Linked DNA regions of Homo sapiens: all the other regions are linked to region 1. A link is a contact called in ENCODE Hi-C or POLR2A ChIA-PET data. All regions are on one chromosome and are shown on one strand. The core of a region is the stretch at or near the end of the contact, and the rest is flanking DNA. Distances in the headings are between cores, read along the strand shown.

Region 1 (3,036 bases), core at 352-2,851:
CTCCTATGTAATACTTTATTAAAAAAAAAAAAAGATACTGTACATCCGAGTTAGAAATTAAGAGAGAGGCAAGACCAGAATATGCCTGAGGAAGGCTTTGCTTATTTTGCTTATCAGAAATGAGAGAATTATCTCCGAATGGGCCAGTTTCCAACTTGGACCATGTACACCATGTACACAATGCACCGCATTCTGGGAGGGGCGAGGTTGGGAGCAGTAAATGACAAGTGTTTTGCCCGTGTTTCTTTTCTCCTCCAAGTGTGATGTAAAACTTTTCACATGTGCAGAAGCACGCAACCATAGCCACGTGCAGAAGCAGCCGTTTTTGCAAATGAAAATATTTCCCAGAAGCACAACAAATACAAGACTAACAGGTGTCGGGCAGCTCCAAGGCACACATGTGGTTCTCATCAGCTGTCTTCCTCCTGTTTTAAATCTAGGTCTTCCTGTAACAGTGGGAAAAAAAAGATTTCTCCCGAGGCCGCCGAGCTTGCCTTTCCATCCCGTCTCACAAGAGCATTTCCAACAGAGCTCCCAGAGAGAGGGGAGCAATTACCAAGGCAATAAACAGGGTGGAGGGAGGAGGGGCGCCCTTAAACTTGACATCTGCGGTTCTGGGCTTAACCCCGAAGTCTAGGTGACCTTGGGCCTCCGTTTCCTCCTCTGTGACGTGTTTGGTTAAGAGAATGAGCATCTCAGTTTTACAGAATCTCAAGGCAGAGGCGGGTAGAAGGGTCTTTCAATCACGGGGTTCTCTGCCGGTGGGGGGGCGGGGGGACTGTGCCCCCACAAGGGACGGCGGCAATGACTGCAGATTGGGGGAGGGGGCGCTTCGGAGGCCAGAGATGCCGCTCAACTTCCGACAGATCGGGGGACCCGCCCCGAAGACAGAGCGATCCCGCCCAAATGCCAGTGGTGCCGAGGTGGAGAAGCCGCCGCGTAGACGCAGATTTGCAACCTCCGGCTTTCCCAGCTACGGCGGGCGGCTTCTGCCAGAGGCGCTTTGCCGCCTCACGTTTTCGCGATCGGGGTCGCGCGTGGCGGTGCAGACCCCCGCCCTGCCACCACACCCATTCCCACACCCTCTGAGGGGCGGGGGGGCCGCGGCGACACCCCCGGACTCCGATGACCCTTCTGCGCGCAGAATCACAACGTGGACGTCTGGTTCCCTCGCCCTCACAAAAAACTCGGCAGCTGCTCAGCCTGCGACTCCCGTCCCCCAGTCACGCGCCGGGAAGGCTCTCCCAGAGGAAGGATTTTCCCGCCGCCCTCCCCGCCCCGAGGTAGCCGCTGCGAGCGTCCGGGTTCAAGGACTCTTTGCGCGCGCGCTTCCGTCAGAAAGCCCCGCCCCGTGACCTGGACGGGGGCCGTTGCCCCGCCCAACCTCCTCCCAACGGCTGCCTAGGCCGGGCGGCTGGGCGGGGCGTCACGGGCGGACGAGTGCGCCTGCGCGCGCTTGCGCGGAGGCGCGGGGCGTGGCACACGGGCAGCCCCGCCCAGGCCTGGCGTCTCCGCCCGCCCCATCTCCCAACCTCCTCAGCGTGGCGCCGACGCTGCGTGCGGCGCGGACTACCCAGAGTACTCCGCGCGGGGGCAGCTCACTGGAGTTTGGTTCTCGAGGCGGCGGCAGCGAGCGGCGGCGGCTCCGGCGGCTCCTCCTCCTCCTTTGGTGGCGGCGGCGGCCCGGGACCGAGACCCGGCCCCGGCTCCCCTCTCCGCCACCCCGCGCGCCCCCAACCCCCCGGCGCCGCGGGGAACATGCGGCTCCGGCTCCCGGAGGCCGGCGAGTGAGTGACCCCCGTCCCCCGCCTCAGCCCGCCCGCCCGCTGGCCCGGCCGCAACCCCCCGCCTCGCCCAGGCAATGACAGCGGCTCCGGCGTCTCCGCAGCAGATCAGGGACCGGCTGCTGCAGGCCATCGACCCCCAGAGCAACGTAAGTACCCGCCGCGCGAGCTGGGACGGAGGCCGCATGGGCCCGGGACCCTCCCCCTCTCCTGTACCCCTCGCCCACCGGGCTTCGGGGGACCCGTCTGGCGCCCACCTCCCCTCGAGGGCCGCTGCCATCCCTGCCTCTCGCTTCTCGGGCCCGGGCCGGGGGCAGGTCGGGCAGCCCGGCAGCGCTCGGTACGTGAGGCCGAGGCTTCCGTGCGGCCTGGGCGGAGGAAGCAGACGGGGGAGCTGAGGCTAGAGTTTTTCCTCCCTTTCTGCTCCAGCTCTACGACCCTCACTGCTCTGGACGAAGCTTCTCTGCCTCGCCCTCCCTCCGGGACCCGAGACCCCCGGGAAGCCCTCCCGGAGCGGGAAGGGGAGGGAGAAGGGCTGTGAAGCAACTGGTGTCCGGGGTATGACTCGGGGAACCTATGTCTCCCATGTCTTGGCCTCCTGGGTGATCAGGGAAGTCCTTCTTCCCCCTCCTCTCGGCTGGCAGCACCTTCCTGGCTTCGGAGAGAACCCCCAGTCTGTTTTGCCCCTGGCCGGGTACCTAGGGTACGTGGAGAGTCTGTCTCCCTTCTGTGACTAGACACGCCTTTGCCAAAACCCTCTTGGGGTCGCTGCCGACGATAGATGATCTCGGGGAGGGTGGGATCCTTCCTGTTGCCTTTCTGGGCCTCAGTACCCATTGCGTCTCTGACCAAGCCAGAGCTCCATTTTTTAGGTAGTGAATTAAAGAGGACTTTTCTCTCCCGTTTACCCAAGAGCTCTGTTTCAGTAGGCTCTTTCCCTCACCTGGGGGTCTCAGCCTGGTGGTTTTTGACCCAGACTGTCGGGGTTAACTCCAGAGTGTCGCTTCCTCGGGTGCCCCTTTGCTGAGGCTACTGTTTGCGGAGGGACCGCCCCCTCCCCTTCCGTGTGTGTGTGTGTGTTGTTGCGGGGGTGGGGGGGTGGGGGGGAAGACTGATCTATTCTCATATTTTCTCCAAGAGTTTCTTGGCAGTAGGGGTCATTCTTCCCGCGGCAGGAGCAGGGCGGTAGGAAGATGCAGTAGCATCCAGGTATGAGGGGAGGCCCTGCTTCCCAGGAAGTGGCCATTGAGAT
Region 2 (3,036 bases), core at 1-2,500, 480 kb after region 1:
AGATCACGAGGTCAGGAGATTGAGACCATCCTGGCTAACATGGTGAAACCCCGTCTCTACTAAAAATACGAAAAATTAGCTGGGTGTGGTGGCGGGCGCCTGTAGTCTCAGCTACTTGGGAGGCTGAGGCAGGAGAATGGCGTGAACTCGGGAGGCAGAGCTTGCAGTGAGCTGAGATCGAGCCACTGCACTCCAGCCTGGGCGACAGAGCAAGACTCCGTCTCAAAAAAAAAAAAAAAAAAAAAAAAGAGCCTAGAATTCGACCCAGATGGCCTGGGTTCAAACCCTAGCTCGCCCACTTAGCCGCTGTGTGACCTCAGATAAGTCACTTAATGGCTCTCTGTCCCTGTATTTCTGTCTTTAATTTGGGAATAATGATATTTACCTAGGAAAGTTTAGCTAGCACTGTGTATATATAGAGATATATATACAATATTCATGAATCCAGTTGTGACCTATCATGGGGTAATGTTTACAGGCTTATTCTTTTTTTTTACTTGGAAGAGCTCCTATTTATCCTTCAAAACCCAGTAAAAATGTCCCCTCCTCCAGGCAGCTTTCCTGCATCTCCCCCCAGACAACACCCTGGCACCCCTCTCTGTCCCCAACGTTCCCCCCTGTTCCTCTCTCTGGTCCAGCCATGACTCCATGGAGCTAGAGTGTCTTTATCTTGCTCTGTCTCCACCAGCCTGAGGGCCTCCTAGGGATCAGGGCTTAGGGCTAGGTTCCTGTGTTGTTGTTTTTTTCTGTGTCCTGGTGCTGGCCTGGCACAGAGGAGGGTGCAAGGGTCTTTGCTGGTGAACAGCTATCTAGTGATGAAAGACCGCATGCTCAAATTCAAGCTCCTGACCCTGGCCTGGGAGCCTCCTCTACTTCCCCGCTACCCACATTCTAGACCTAAAGACATCCTTGCTCTCTCTCTCTTGCCTCTCCATACCTTTGCTCATGCTGTTGTCTTGCCAAGACCCCCTTTTCCCTAACTCCAGCTCCATTTTCCATTTGTGGTCACCACAAATACCCCCTCCTCCACGAAGCTCTCCCCCATGCCCCTAGAAAATCCCTCCTGCCACCCCAGGCCCCACTAGCCCTGTCCCTCCTTCTGGCCTAGCCCAGCCCCCACGTTCTGTCTCCTCGAGGGCTGAGGCTCTTGGGTCACATACCTGGGAGACCCTTGGATGGCCGAGGCCCTCGCTGTAGCTGTGCCAGTGCCTGCAGGAGCCTGGGTTTCGATTCAAGGTCTGCACGTCAATGGGGCGGGGCTGGCTGCCCCGAGGCAGTTCCTGTTTCCTCAAGCAGGTGAGCCCTGGGGGCGGAACAAGGACAGCTCAAGTCACCCTGTCTGCAGTCCAACAAAGCATCTGGTGCCACAGGTGCAGAGACAGCTTGCTCCTGTCTTGCCCCCAGCAAGTTGTTATTGAGCACCTACTGTGTGCCTGCTGTTTGGAGGACACAGGGGTGACACGGAGACAGGTGCAGGCCCCCTGACTCCTGGCATCTATAATCTATCAAGCAGTGAAGAGGAGTGAGACATCATTACAAAGGGAGAACGGGGAACGGGTGCGGTGGCTCACACCTGCAATCCCAGCACTTTGACAGGCTGAGGCAGGCGGATCACTTGAGGTCAGGAGTTTGAGACCAGCCTGGCAAACATGGCAAAACCCCGTCTCTATTAAAATACGAAAATCAGCCGGGTGTGGCGGCGCACGCCTGTAATCCCAGCTACTCAGGAGGCTGAGGCACAAGAATTGCTTGAACCCGGGAGGCGGAGGTTGCAGTGAGCAGAGATCGCACCATTGCACTCCAGCCTGGGCAACGGAGTGAGACTCCTTCTCAAAACAAAAACAAAAGCAACAAAGGGGGAACAGAAACTGGGCGCGGTGGCTCACGCCTGTAATCCCAGCACTTTGGGAGGCCGAGGCGGGTGGATCATTTGAGGCCAGGAGTTTGAGACCAGGCTGGCCAACATGGTAAAACCCTGTCTCTACTAAAAATACAAAAATTAGGCGTGGTGGCGGGTGCCTGTAATCCCAGCTACTCAGGAGGCTGATGCAAGAGAATCGCTTGGACCAGGGACGCAGAGGCTGCAGTGAGCCGAGATCACGCCACTGCACTTTAGCCTGGATGACAGAGGGAAATTCTGTCCCCCGCAAAACAAACAAACAAAAAAACACCAGCTGGGTGCGGTGGCTCATGCCTGTAATCCCAGCACTTTGGGAGGCCAAGGTGGGCAGATCATTTGAGGTCAGGAGTTCGCGACCAGCCTGACCAACATGGAGAAATCCCGTCTCTACTAAAACTGCAAAATTAGCCCGGCGTGGTGACACATGCCTGTAATCCCAGCTATTTGGGAGGCTGAGGCAGGAGAATCGCTTGAACCCGGGAGGTGGAGGTTGCGGTTTGCTGAGATCTCACCACTGCACTCCAGCCTGGGCAGCGAGAGTGTAACTCCGTCTCAAACAAAACAAAACCAACGAAAACCAAACAAAACAAAACAAAAAAACAAAAAACCCCAAACAAACAAAAAAATCCAAAGGGGAAACAGGAAGTGGGAACAGCAGTTGCACAAACCCACAGAGGTGACCTAACTGACGTGAAGGAAGGGGCATTTGAGGGTGAGAAGGAATCATCTTGATTTGGGGAGTGCGTAGTGCAGAAAGAGTATATTTTTTTGTAGAGATGGGGTCTTGCTATATTGCCCAGGCTGGGGGAGGGAAGAGCAGGCACAAAGGCCTTGAAACTGAATTGAGCCTGGACAGGCTGGGGTCTCATGGCACGCATAGGTCCACACCAGGACTTCCTCCATTATAAAATATTTTAAAATATTTTTATTAATTGACTAACCTATTTTAGAGACAGAGTTTCACTCTGTCACTCAGGCTGGAGTGCAGTGGTATGATCATAGCTCACTGCAGTCTTGAACTGCTGGACTCAAGTGATCCTCCTGCCTCAGGCTCCCAAGTAGCTGGGACTACAGGCACACACCACCACACCTGACTAATTAAAAAAATATTTTTTTTGGAGATGGGATCTTGCTGT
Region 3 (3,036 bases), core at 192-2,691, 290 kb after region 1:
TAGAGACAGGTTGTCACTATGTTGCCCGGGCTGGATTCAAACTCCTAGGCTCAAGCAATCCTCCCGCCTCGGCCTCTGGAGTAACTGGGCCTACAGGTGCATGCCACTGCATCCAGCTCCACTTTAACCACTTTTTTTTTAAAAAAACCACTTTCAAGTGCGTGGTTCAGCAGTGTTAAATATATTCACACCATTCTGCAACAGATCTCTAGAACTTTCTCATTTTGTGAAATTGACACTCTGTACCCATTGAGCAATTCCCCATAACCCCACTTCCGCCTCCTAGCCAGTGGTACTGGTTTTTGTTATTATTCATTCAGATGGGTATTATTCTTATTATTTTAGATGGAGTCTCACTGTGTCACCTGGGCTGTAGTGCAGTGGCACGATCTCAGCTCATGTAACCTCCGCCTCCCGGGTTCAAGCAATTCTCCTGCCTCAGCCTCCCGAGCAGCTGGGATTACAGGTGCCCGCCACTAAGCCCAGCTAATTTTTTTGTATTTTTAGTAGAGATGGGCTTTCACTATGTTGGCCAGGCTGGTCTCGAACTCCTGACCTTGTGATTTGCCCGCTTCGGCCTCCCAAAGTGCTGGGATTCCAGGCTTCAGCCACCGCACCCGGCCCAGATGAGTATTATTAAAGCTATGGTTACTGTCCAGGGATTGCTTTGAGCTTTTAGAGCAGGGCCTGTATATTCTAGCTCCACTACCCAAGAACCGACTGAGGGGCAGTTCTGTCTGTATTAACTAAGCTACTACATTATTCCTCATTATAGGAATGGAATCTCATTGTAAAGGAAACCGGTGTGGTGGAGGGGAAGTCCCAGCCCTGCGTCTCCATTCCGTGCCATTGTACGAAGGTCATGGGAGAGAAGGGGGCTCGAGTGTCCTGGGTGCCTTCTATGGACCAAGCACTTTCTCGACCACCATTCAGATGGTCACATCCAAGACCAAGATGTTCACTTGAATTCAGAGGCTTGGCCAGGGGACTTTCCATTTGACAGGGACAGATGCCATTGCCTCTCTGTGGCACTGCCTGGCTGCATCACGAGCTTGTCTCTGCTTCAACAGTGGTTATTTTTATAGCTGACAATGAGACTTACTGGAAATGGTTTGGCACTCATGCGTAGAAAGCGCCTGTATTTAAATTTGAGGAGTCGGAGTGCCTGGGCCCTGGAAGATGGGTGGTTCTTCAGGCCCTTGGCCAAGACCTTTAAGCCATAGAGCAGATCCCTTCCAGCCCAGGAAAAATTCCAGGGATTCTCAGCCTTTCTGAGGACTGGTTCTCTCAGAGCATCTGTTTGAAGCCTTGGAACTGTCATCCTTTCTCTTGTCTGAGGGCCCTCCAGCCCTCACGGCTCACCCCAGTCCATTCATGTTACGCAGCAGAGCTCTTGTCAGCTTGTAAAACTGAAACTCTGCCCCCACTAAATACTCATTCCCCATTTCCTCCTCCCCCAGCCCCTCGCACCCACCATTCTACTTCCTGTCTCTATGAATCTGATGCATGGACTCATACAGTATTTCTCTTTTTGTGTCTGGCGTATTTCACTTAGGATAGTTCCTGTTGGAGCATGTATGTGTCAGAATCTTTCTCTTTTTCTTTTCTTTTCTTTTCTTTTTTTTTTGAATTGTAGTCTTGCACTGCTGCCCAGGCTGGAGTGTAATGGCGTGATCTCGGCTCACTGCAACCTCCGCCTCCTGGGTTCAAACAATTCTCCTGCCTCAGCCTCCCGAGTAGCTGGGATTACAGGCACGCACCGCCACGCCCAGCTAATTTTTGTATTTTTAGTATAGACTGGGTTTCACCATGTTGGCCAGGCTAGTTTCGAACTCCTGACCTCATGATCCGCCCGCCTCGGCCTCCCAAAGTGTTGGGATTACAAGCGTGAGCCACCGCGCCCGGCCCTATAATCTCTTTCTTTTTAAAAACTGAATACTATTCCATTGTCTGGATAGATGGATAGACCACATTTTGTTTATCCATTCATTCATCAGTGGATACTCGGTCCAAACTTTATGTTATATTGACAAAATAACTGTATTAAAAATAGTAATGTGGCTGCGCATGGTGGCTCATGCCTGTAATCCCAGCATTTTAAGAGGCCAAGGTGGGTGGATCACTTGAGGTCAGGCATTTGAGACCCTTCTGGCCAACACAGTGAAACCCGTCTCTACTAAAAATACAAAAATTAGCTGGGAGTGGTGGCGGGCGCCGGTAATTCCAGCTGCTGGGGAGGCCGAGGCAGGAGAATCACCTGAACCTGGGAGGCGGAGGTTGCAGTTAGCCGAGATTGCACCACTGCACTCCAGCGTGGGCGACAGAGCAAGACTCCGTCTGAAAAAAAAAGTAACGTTTTACAACAGAAGCAACTTATTCTCAATTGCTTTTTTTACACCTTAAAATTGAGCTGAAATTCACATAACATAAAACTAACCATGAAGTGTACACGGTAGTGGCATTTCGTGCATTCACAATGTTGTGCAACCATCACCTCTGTCTAATTCCAGAACATTTGCATCCCCCAAGAGGAGACCCTGTCCCCATCAGCAGCCACTCCCCATTCCCCTCCCCCAGCCCCTGGCAGCCACTCATCTGCTTCCTGTCTCTCTGGATTTGCCTGTTCTGGGCATTTTGTATCAGTGGAATCTCACACTATGTGGGCTTTCGCGTCTGGCTTCTCTCACTCAGAATGTTTTGGGGGCTCATCCACATTGTAGCATGGATCAGTGCTTCATTCCTTTTCATGGCTGAATAATATTCCATTGTATGTATGGATCACAGTTTTCTTATTCATTCTCTAATGGACACTTGGGTTGTTTCTACTTTTTGGCTGTTATGAATAGTGCTTTGATGAACATCCCAATTGTTTTTTGAGACAGTCTCACTCTGTCGCCCAGCAGGTTGGAGTGCAGTGGAGCAATATTAGCTCACTGCAGCCTCTGCCTCCCGGGTTCAAGTGATCCCCCTGCCTCAGCCTCCCGAGTAGCTGGGATTACAGGTGCACTCCACCATGCCTGGCTAATTTTTGTTGGC
Region 4 (3,036 bases), core at 290-2,789, 260 kb after region 1:
GTGATGCTTGTGTGTGTGTGTCCCATTGTGTAGGATCAATGATGGTTGTGTATGTGTGTCCACAGTTGTGTAGGATGAGTGAGAGTTGTGTGATCGTTCTGTGTTGTATAGGATAATAGCGAAGGTGGGCAGCTTCCCTGACCACAAACCCTTGTTTTGTATTTTTTTGTTTTCTTTTTGTTTTTGTATGTATCTCTCATCTGCAGAACTGCATTTTCCAAGTACAGCACTGAACTGAACTGTATAAACAGAACCTAGCCAGGATCAAACACACACACACACACACACACTCTCTCTCTCTCTCACTCTCATGTTTATTACTAATATTTTTATTAATCGGATTGATTGAGACCATACCTCACCTGAACCTTTTATGCTCCTCCTAAGCAAAAAATTTAAACCAAGAGAGTTTCCTTTCCAAGGTTTTTATAGCATTCACCGTTTTTATGGTTTGCAATTGTATATTTCTATTCAATTTTTTGTTTGTTTGTTGTTTTTTGGGTTTTTTTTTTTTTTTTTTTGCTTTGCACCCAGCTCTTGAGGATGCTTTTAAGCGGAGGGCTTCCTGCAAAGCAAGATAGAAAAGTCAGAACCTTGAAAAACTTTGCTGACCAAGAACGCTAGTGCAGCAGAGCCAGCCCCATCACAGCCCCGATCCCGGGTGCTAGGGGCGTGCGCAGCCTCGAGAAGAAGCTTGAGAAATAGGAGAATTAAAGAAATTTCTATCAGGGTGGAGCCGGCCACCAAGTTTTTTTTTTTTTTTTTTTTTTTTTTTTTAACAGCACATACTGTGGTAAACCATTTGGTTCATATTGTTTTTGCTAAAGTCAGTCCTGTGTGTGGTTTCGGTACACCGCTTGGGTAACTGTTGAAACTGCTGTGGTTTGAAAATAAGTTCTATTTTGTGTTTTCTTCAGTCTTGTATCCCTTGCCCCCTGTTAATGAAGTCTCCCTGCGGTAGGCAGTCAGCACACCCAAGAGGGTCTTTAATTTCATTTGTCTTTATTCACTGCCGTCTGCTGTGGTCCCCGGTAGTTCCCGCTGCAAATATCTAGGATTGATGGCATCGAACCAGGTGCCAGGATGATGCCTGGCACCTGGTTTGATGCCATCATTCCCAGATGTTTCTATACCCACTTTTTTGGGTTTTGTTTTCATGATTTCCATCCCCTTTTCTGAAATGCGCGTCAGTAAAGCTCTCTCCTTACTCATGTTTTCTGGAGCCATAAAAAAGTATAAAACCCTGGCGTGGGTGCGCGTGGCAGCTTTTGCTTCAGGGCCTGGAGGCAGATTAAAGTTACTTTGTCACGTTTGAGATAAGCTATACCTCACAAAATCGGAAAAAACGATTAAGGAGTTAGCAGAAGTGGTTACATAAAAGCAGGAACTAGACCTAGAAGGTTTGAAAAATACAGCCGCTAAAAATAAATCGCTGAGCAAAAGTGGGAAGTTTGGGCTGAGGGCCGTGGCCCTACAGTGATGCCGGGGGCTTTCTTTGCTCAAAGCGTCTGGTCATTAGCAAGGTCGAGAGCTGGACCGGGCACTCGGCTGACCTCACACGTGTCAGGTCCAAAATCTCCTCTCTTACCAAAGCACAAACACTAACAACTGAGAAAAAAACCGTTGTTGTTGTTGATGTTCCTTCTGAAAACAAGAGGCCAGCAGTTGATGTGCCCTGGTTTCATATTACCATAGTCATGATTTCTAAATAACAACGGTTTCGGCAACAGAGCAAAACCAGGCACAGGCAGTTCTTGGTGTGAACGAAGCTTTTCATCTCTCTGAACATCTCTTTGCGCATCAGAAACCTCAGCTTGAAATGGTAGCAGGCAGAATTCTTAACCGCTCCTCCCAAAAACCAATTTCTTTTTTTTAAACCCCCCAAACCAAGGGAGGAAGATCTTCATTGAAAAGAAGAAGAAAAGCAGCTCAAAAATGACTGATTTATTTGAACCTTCTGTACCGTGGCAGTCGCTCTTGGGGGCCTGGCTGGGGCGTCCTCCCTTTACACCTCCCTCCACATTCTTGCAAATCTGCCTCAGGTGATCACTCCCTGCAGGAACGGCTTCGAGAAATCAAGCAGTGTCCACCCTGGACTTGCTGCCCGTCCCAGGGGGCTACACCGTGTCCTGGGACTTTGAGCTTCTCCCCTGGAAACACTTAACTGTTTCCTCTGCTAGAATCTTGCTATTTGATCCATATCACATAGGTATTCGAGGAAAAATCAAATACCCAAGCATGCACAGTAACATTGCTGTTTCCTGCAAACCAGGAAGGGCAGATGCCTTTATTCCCTTCTCGCTCCCCAGGGTGTTGCTCCAAAGGGCCCCAGGTCCCTGGAGACCCGTGGAATCTGTAACAGGTGGCACCTGGTTCACCAGGACCTCCTGAAGCCCACTGTGTGCCGAGCCCTGGGCTGGAGGGCACCAGGGACATGGGGCAGTATTGGCTGGCATTTGTGGTATGCTGGGCCCGCTTTTCACAGAGCTGACCCTCAGCCGTGCCAGAGGCCAGTGCCACGGGAAGCAGAGTGGTGAGGGACCCTGGGGGAGGGGGGGCTTTCCCGTGGAGGGAGAAGCTGGGCAGAAGCAGGCAGGGGCTCGAGGGACTGGCTGAGGTCACTGTCCCTATCCCCTGCAAACCCACAGGCTGGGGTGCAGGACACTGTCACACTGTCCCCCAGGGTGCCCCTGCCGGTGGCTTTGGTGGCTCCCTGCTCACACTTGCTCTATCTCAGCCTAAACAGCAGACATGGATTGTCCCGCAGTTCTAGAGGCTCAAAGTCCAAGATCAAGGCGCCAGTGGGGTTGGTTTCTTCTGAGACCTCTCCTTGGCCTGGTGCATCTTCACATTGCTGTTCTGTGTGTAGATCTGTGTCCTAAGTTCTTTCAGTGAAGACAGTCATTGATCCTTTGACTTCGTTTTAACTCAGTTACCCCTTTAAATATGCTATCTTCAAGTATGGTTATATTCTAAGGCACAGGGGTTAGGACTTGAACGTATGAACAATTGTTGGGGGGACACAGCCCTTTGTTT

The links. A loop is a pair of places that touch in the nucleus more often than their neighbours do. ChIA-PET counts read pairs that join two places held with the same protein, here RNA polymerase II (POLR2A). Pooled maps may share reads with other maps.
Region 2: a map with no recorded cell type shows a loop between it and region 1 (7-fold over the local background). The contact joins the promoter of HSH2D here to the promoter of MED26 in region 1. A Hi-C loop is called at or near these places in 2 of 37 single-sample maps with no recorded cell type and 2 of 50 pooled maps. POLR2A ChIA-PET finds 5 or more read pairs at or near these places in 1 of 52 experiments (GM10248).
Region 3: a pooled map shows a loop between it and region 1 (4-fold over the local background). The contact joins the enhancer-like site here to the promoter of MED26 in region 1. A Hi-C loop is called at or near these places in 6 of 50 pooled maps. POLR2A ChIA-PET finds 5 or more read pairs at or near these places in 2 of 52 experiments (CD8-positive, alpha-beta memory T cell and activated naive CD4-positive, alpha-beta T cell).
Region 4: a loop to region 1 is called in a pooled map, with 15 times the contacts of the local background. The contact joins the enhancer-like site here to the promoter of MED26 in region 1. A Hi-C loop is called at or near these places in 1 of 37 single-sample maps with no recorded cell type and 6 of 50 pooled maps. POLR2A ChIA-PET finds 5 or more read pairs at or near these places in 1 of 52 experiments (activated CD4-positive, alpha-beta T cell).

What each region holds. Positions count from the first base shown.
Region 1 is chr19:16,626,769-16,629,804 of GRCh38, reverse strand. MED26 (mediator complex subunit 26) reads left to right here and starts at 1,601. Exons shown (of 3, transcript NM_004831.5): 1 at 1,601-1,933. The coding sequence starts at 1,862. It overlaps LOC105372296 (a long non-coding RNA gene), which reads right to left and starts at 1,373. Exons shown (of 2, transcript XR_936361.3): 1 at 557-1,373; 2 at 1-446. RefSeq lists enhancers at 388-437, 542-1,473 and silencers at 988-1,067, 1,318-1,577, 1,678-1,737.
Region 2 is chr19:16,141,899-16,144,934 of GRCh38, reverse strand. It overlaps HSH2D (hematopoietic SH2 domain containing), which reads right to left and starts at 1,250. Exons shown (of 6, transcript NM_001382417.1): 1 at 1,161-1,250. RefSeq lists enhancers at 848-897, 908-987, 1,128-1,387, 1,468-1,627, 1,115-1,809 and 1 more.
Region 3 is chr19:16,340,547-16,343,582 of GRCh38, reverse strand. No RefSeq gene overlaps it. Among named protein-coding and RNA genes, the nearest start is that of KLF2, 17 kb to the right of the region's middle. RefSeq lists an enhancer at 773-1,002. Within about 2 kb of position 1,441, at least 21 of the 41 ENCODE cell types and tissues checked have a DNase peak (open chromatin) inside an H3K27ac peak, as active enhancers do.
Region 4 is chr19:16,365,239-16,368,274 of GRCh38, reverse strand. All of the region lies in intron 22 of EPS15L1 (epidermal growth factor receptor pathway substrate 15 like 1), which reads left to right. Among named protein-coding and RNA genes, the nearest start is that of KLF2, 42 kb to the right of the region's middle. RefSeq lists enhancers at 1,485-1,714, 1,865-1,934. Within about 2 kb of position 1,539, at least 14 of the 41 ENCODE cell types and tissues checked have a DNase peak (open chromatin) inside an H3K27ac peak, as active enhancers do.